Regions from separate parts of the Homo sapiens genome. Here region 2 is linked to region 1. A link is an interaction called in ENCODE POLR2A ChIA-PET data of the cell type or tissue named here. Cell type or tissue: PC-9. All regions are shown on one strand. Links, peaks and the distances in the headings refer to the core of each region. The heading gives the core; the rest is flanking DNA. Region 1 has its middle 37 kb from the start of LINC02836. Region 2 overlaps CRYBG1 (crystallin beta-gamma domain containing 1).

The links. Peaks named below come from ENCODE experiments on the same cell type or tissue, not always from the same donor. Only the 100,000 strongest peaks of a DNase experiment are listed, where the experiment ranks them.
Region 2: POLR2A ChIA-PET joins it to region 1 with 8 read pairs; 1 of 35 experiments calls an interaction of 5 or more read pairs at or near these places.

Annotation. Positions count from the first base shown.
Region 1 is chr6:105,667,975-105,670,893 of GRCh38, forward strand. It overlaps the pseudogene LOC100130683. Among named protein-coding and RNA genes, the nearest start is that of LINC02836, 37 kb to the left of the region's middle. In PC-9, for the core only: no CTCF peak of the experiment used is centred there; a DNase peak (open chromatin) is centred at 1,477.
Region 2 is chr6:106,380,941-106,383,859 of GRCh38, forward strand. The region is part of intron 1 of CRYBG1 (crystallin beta-gamma domain containing 1); the gene reads left to right. Among named protein-coding and RNA genes, the nearest start is that of CRYBG1, 22 kb to the left of the region's middle. In PC-9, for the core only: no CTCF peak of the experiment used is centred there; DNase peaks (open chromatin) are centred at 551 and 1,161; H3K27ac peaks cover 893 bases.

The sequences.
Region 1 (2,919 bases), core at 213-2,712:
GGCACTGAAAGTCTGGAACCTTGATGGGACCTTGGCTTCTGCTCAAAGCCTTCCAGACCTCCCATGTGTGCAATGAGGTGGTGAAGCTGGAGATGCCTGAGACCAGTTGCTTCCATGGAGCGGGACAGATGCCGTAAATGGATTTCTGTAACAGAAGTGACATGTGTACTGATTTTTCTCCAGAAATATGGATGCTGTTTTATTCAGTCTCCATTTTTAACTTGGGGATGTGAACATTTTAACATACTGAATCCTCTTTTTCATGAGTCTCTGAAACTGGAGCAGTTCAACATTATCCAGTGTGAAAATCAATGAGTCCTCCCTGGCATCCTCGTGAAAGTGCAGACACTTCATGGAGGGACTCCTTTTAAAGTTAGAATTAGGAAGATGAGAAAGTAATTTGAGATTTTACTCGGTTGAATTTTAGAGTATTTGAAGTAATTGTTAGATATTTGCTTCTCAGGAGTTGATTAAACTTTGGAAGGTTAAAAAAATAAAATAAATAAAAACACATACATTGTAGGGTATGCTAGAGGGACAGAACTAATAGGTAGATAGATATCAAAGGGAGTTTATTAAGTATTAACTCACATGATCAGAAGGTCTCACAATAGGCTGTCTGCAAGCGGAGGAGCAAGGAAGCCAGTCTGAGTCCCAAAACTGAAAAACATGGAGTCTGATGTTCAAGGGCAGGAAGCATCCAGTATGGGAGAAAGGTGTAGACTGGGAGGCTAGGCCAGTCTAGTCTTTTCACATTTTTCTGCCTGCTTTATATTCTAGCCATGCTGGCAGCTGATTAGATGGTGCTCACCCAGAGTAAGGGTGTGTCTGTCTTTCCCAGCCCACTAACTCAAATGTTAATCTCCTTTGGCAACACCCTCACAGACACACCCAGGATCAATACTTTGGATCCTTCAATCCAATCAAGTTGACACTCAGTATTAACCATCATATACATATACAGAAAGAAGCGGTTTGCTGCTATAAACTCCGTGAGACAGCCAAAAAATTGTGAGTTCCCAAAGTGTGAGAAGGGAAAAGTCTGCCTCTGAACACACATCCCCATTGGGGAACCTGAAAATCCATATCACAGGAGGATTTAACCTTACCTATAATGGAAATGGATTTCGAGTTGAGCAAAATATAAAAGTAGAAGCAGCAGCAGGAAAAGCCCTGTAGGCACTCCTGGTCCCCAGCTAGAGCCCAGGGAAACCATCCCTGGCTTTATCTCATAGCAGTCCTTGGGACAGCAACAGAAGCCAGTGGAATTGGGGAGGGGCCACAGGGTGAAGGAAGCTTCTAGCTGAACTTTGTAATAATTTTGACTGAGCATGAATTTACCTAAGCAGATCGGGGCAGGGGTACTGCAAATGGGAAGTGTAGATACAAGTGCGGAAGCCACAGTGCATGGTGCAGGCAGGCATGCAAGGAGGGGCAAGGCCTGAGACTGTTTGCTTTCTCAGCGGGGAGGCTTGTAGCCTGGGGCAAGATTTCAGCCCTGGTGACCCGCTGCCTGGATATAAACTTTAGGATGTTGGTGGGGTATGGCGGGAGTGAGACTGGCCTTGCTGGCTGTGTAGGAGCTAGGTGAGGCCTGTCACTGCTGGTTTTCCCCCACTTCCTTGGTGACCTGTAAGATGCAGCAGAGGCAACCACAGTCCCACTGGGAACATAACTCTATTAGCTGGAGAAACACCTCCCATCCTTTGCCACCAACAGTGACCGAGGCAAGCCCTGCCCAAGGAGATTCTGAGTTCAGACCCACCTAACCCTGCCCCAGCCTTATGGTTTTTCTCTACCTGCCCTGGTAGCTGAAGACAAAAAACAAAGTCTTGGGAGCTCTATGGCCCCACCCATTGTCGGCAAAACCCGAGTGCTTCTCCTGGCCAAGGTAGGGCAAGCTTATATCAGCCTTCAACTACTCCAGCTAGTGCTCTCTTGAAAGTGCCATCTCCTGGCTGGAGGCCAACCAACTCAAGCCATTACGGCAACTCATAACAGAACAACCCTGCTCCAAAGACGAAGAAAACAACAGCTAATTCCACTGCCTGCAACACCCTGGCTAACCAGAGCTCTTGAGTCTGTCCACATGACAACTTCATTGCTAGCAAAACCAGCATTCAAGAAAACCAGTGCAATCAACAAAATTACAATCAAGGACTCCTACAGAGTCTACTTTACTTCCTTGCCACCTCCACTGGAGCAGCTGCTGGTATCCATGGCTGGGAGATCTGAAGACAAATCACATTACTGGACTCTTTGCAGACATTCTCCTGCACCAGCCCAGGACCTGGTAGCCCCACTGGGTGGCTAGACCCAGAAGGGAAATAGCAATCACTGCAGTCTGGCTCTCAGGAAGCCCCATCCCTAGGGGAAGTGGGAGAGTACCACAAAAGGGATCACCTCATAGGATGAAAGAATCTGAACAGCAGCCCTTGAGTTCCAGATCTTTCTACTAAAACAGTCTTCCCAAATGAGAAGGAACCAGAAAAGCATTTATGGTAATATGACAAAACGAGGTTCTATAATACCCCCAAAGATCATACTAGCTCCCTGGCAATGGATATAAACCAAGAAGAAATCTCTGAATTGCCAGACAAAGAATTCAGAAGGTTGATTATTAAGCTACTCAAGGAGGTGCCAGAGAAAGGTAAAAACCAACTTAAAGAAATTTAGAAAATGTTACAGGATATGGTGAATCCATATCCTGAGAAATAAATAGGTATCATGAAGAAAAGACAATCACACCTTCTGAAAATAAAAGATACACTTAGAGAAATGCAAAATATGCTGGAAAGTTTCAATAATAGAATCACACAAGTAAAAGAAAGAACTTCAGAGTTCAAAGACAAGGCTTTCAAATTAACTCAATCTGACAAAGACAAAGAGTAAAGAATAAAAAAAAAATAAAGCCTCCAA
Region 2 (2,919 bases), core at 114-2,613, 710 kb after region 1:
AGTAGAAATCTTAAACATCTTGGATGATTGCAAATGGGAAAGAGGAAAACTGCAAAAATTATGTGTTTATTTTAGACACATAACATGAAAGAGTGGATTACATAAATGCTATTTCAAGAAATCTCTTAAGATGTACATACATTTGTGTCTATATGTTTGATGATCACTTTACAAATTCAGCATAGGATCATAACATAGAAACTGAGGTATATCCAGACACTCCTATATACAGCATAGAAGAATTTAACTAATGACAAAAATTCAGGGGACAAAAAAGTTTACAAAATTTGTGTCTGGCTTCTTTGTAGTCATAATGTGTCTGTTGACTTAATAAAATAGCATATTGCTTTCTTTACAGGTTTGAATCATAGTGTCTTGTGGCCAAAATTCCTAAATTCTGCTCACGGTTCAGCCATTTCCTGGGTGTGTTACCTTAGGTAAAGCATTTTACCTCTTTGGAGCTCAGTTCTTTCAACCATGAATTCTAAGTGCTAAAAACCATATCCAGTGAAAGACAGTTTTACTGAGAGAAGGTTACCTAGGAGATTGGCATCTTAGGTGAGTTCAGCTAGAAGCAAACTCTATGACAAGGATGTAAGTATAGATGTAATTTAGGAAATACCTGTGGGAAGTGAGTAAGAAGCCAGCCAGTAAAGGGGAAATTATAATGCCAGTTTCCACTGTTGGTAAATAGAGGTTGATCCTCTTGGGAAATTCTGGATACCATTGCAGAACTCAGAACTATGCCGTCTTTGGGGAGAGGAGCTGGAGTATTAAAACACCAAGTTCTGCCAGTCATTGGTTAAGGGCCGATCCTGCAGGCACTGTTTCTCTGGTACTTTCTGCTTTGGGCAATGTGTGCTCCTGCTAGCCAGAAAGCCCCCAGGTGGTTGGAAGTCCAGTTGTCCCAGGCTATATTATCTTGAGGAGATATGGACAGGGCATGGACAATGTCTGACATAATCTAGTTACAGGGGTACAGCCAGAGTACATCTAAACTGCTAGACTATGGTGCACCAAGGGAAGATAGATATGCACTCACTTCTAGAAGGAAACACCTCTAAGAGACACTGAAGCAGTACACCAGGAAGCAATGAACAGTCCTCCTCAGCTGTGTCAGTTTCCTGTCTACCTCTAAACAAAGGCATGCAACAGCCAGGGAGGGGCAGGCTTCTGAGCTCTTAATAGCCTTAGATTTGGGAGGCCAGCCATGGGCATTGCAAAAAACATGTTGACAGTACACGTGTGGTCAGTAGTCAAAATTGCAGGGCCTAATTGCTGGCTACATCTAGGACATAGCACTTTAAGGGGAGTAGTATCCATGAGGACTTTGTTGATGCAAAGGGCAAAACTACACGGGGAATCTGATTTATTTTGTGGAAATTCTTCTTTTGATAGAGAAAGAAATTCTCTGGTATGTTGTAAAAGAATATTAGGAGATACAGAAATTTTTATTAGGTTTTATGGGAAATCAAACCAGTTATTAGCATCATTCCTGAAAGATTTTGAAACATCTGGACTTTGAAATTTTTGTTCCTTCAGTGTCACCAGTTTTGTGAAAACTCCCTATTGCTTTCTAGGTAAAGTTGGCTTCTAAAAATGAATTTTTTGGCCAAGCATGGTGGCTCATGCCTGTAATACCAGCACTTTGGAAGGCCAAGAATAAAATAAAAATAATAAAAATCAAATTTTCTACCAATTGCTCTTTATACAATGGAAAAGAATGTAATCTCTGTTAGAATTATAATTTTCTTTCATATTTTTGTAATAATTTTGATTTTATTTTTAATATTTATGCCAGAATCAAAAGCCAAGTGTTTGGAAATAGTTTCTGTGCTATTGGCATGCAAAAGCTAGCTTTGGATGATAATCCATACACTTGTGATTATTATAAAAAATTGTGATTAACTATAACATTACCTGATGAATCATTGTCCTTGAGTTAGACACATTGCAAAAGACAATTGTAATTAGAACATCATGACTTTATTATTATTAAGTAATCTGCTTACTACAAAATTATTGATATCTAAGTAGGGCTAATGGGAAATCCTGCAATTTTTTGTGTGTGTCTCTATATCCACAAAAGGCAAGTAAGTAATCAAGTGGGCAGAAAGACTCTTGAGGTAGCTTTTTCCAGAATGGAGGTAGTGAGTTCAACTTGAACTAGTCATGGAACCAGAATTTTAAAGATTTTTTTAAAAGTATATGAAGATATTACCTCATCTAGTATTTCTCAAAATGTGTTAAATATCCAAATCAAAATCACTCAGGTGTAAAAAGCAGATTTCTGTTCCTCTAGAAATTCAAATTTGACAGATCTGAGGTCTGCATCTTAACCTCCATAAGTAGTCGTTAAAGTTTGAGAACCAAGGATCTAGCCCAGTTGGGATTAGGAAACTGAAATCCCAAAAGGGACTTGCCAAGGGCACCAGGCTATTCAGTGGCAAAGCTGGGGCCAGAACCAAGCTTTCTCTAGTTTAATGTTCATAAATGCATGTCCCAAACTTATCCTTTGCTTAAGTGATGATAAGTAATCTTTTACTATAGAATCAAATACAGCAGATGTATTAAGTCTCAATCCTTTCATAAATGTAAATGTGTAAATGAAATTTACACAGACTAGAATAATAGAATAGTTTATAGTTTTGAAAGGCTGGACTTTAGTTCCTGAAAGACTGTGAAACAAAACAGACAAAAAGTGCTGGTATGAACAGATCGCTAACAAGGCTCCCATATGAATGTATCATATGATATGTCACACATGTTTTTCCTCTGATCAGTTCTTTATTTCCACATCTATTGCTCATATTTGGCAAGTTTGCAATAGATAACTTCCTCCTGCAGTTTTTCATATGCAATCTCCTAAGTGTTCCAATGTGAATACACTACTTAGAACCACATCGTTGATGACTATCT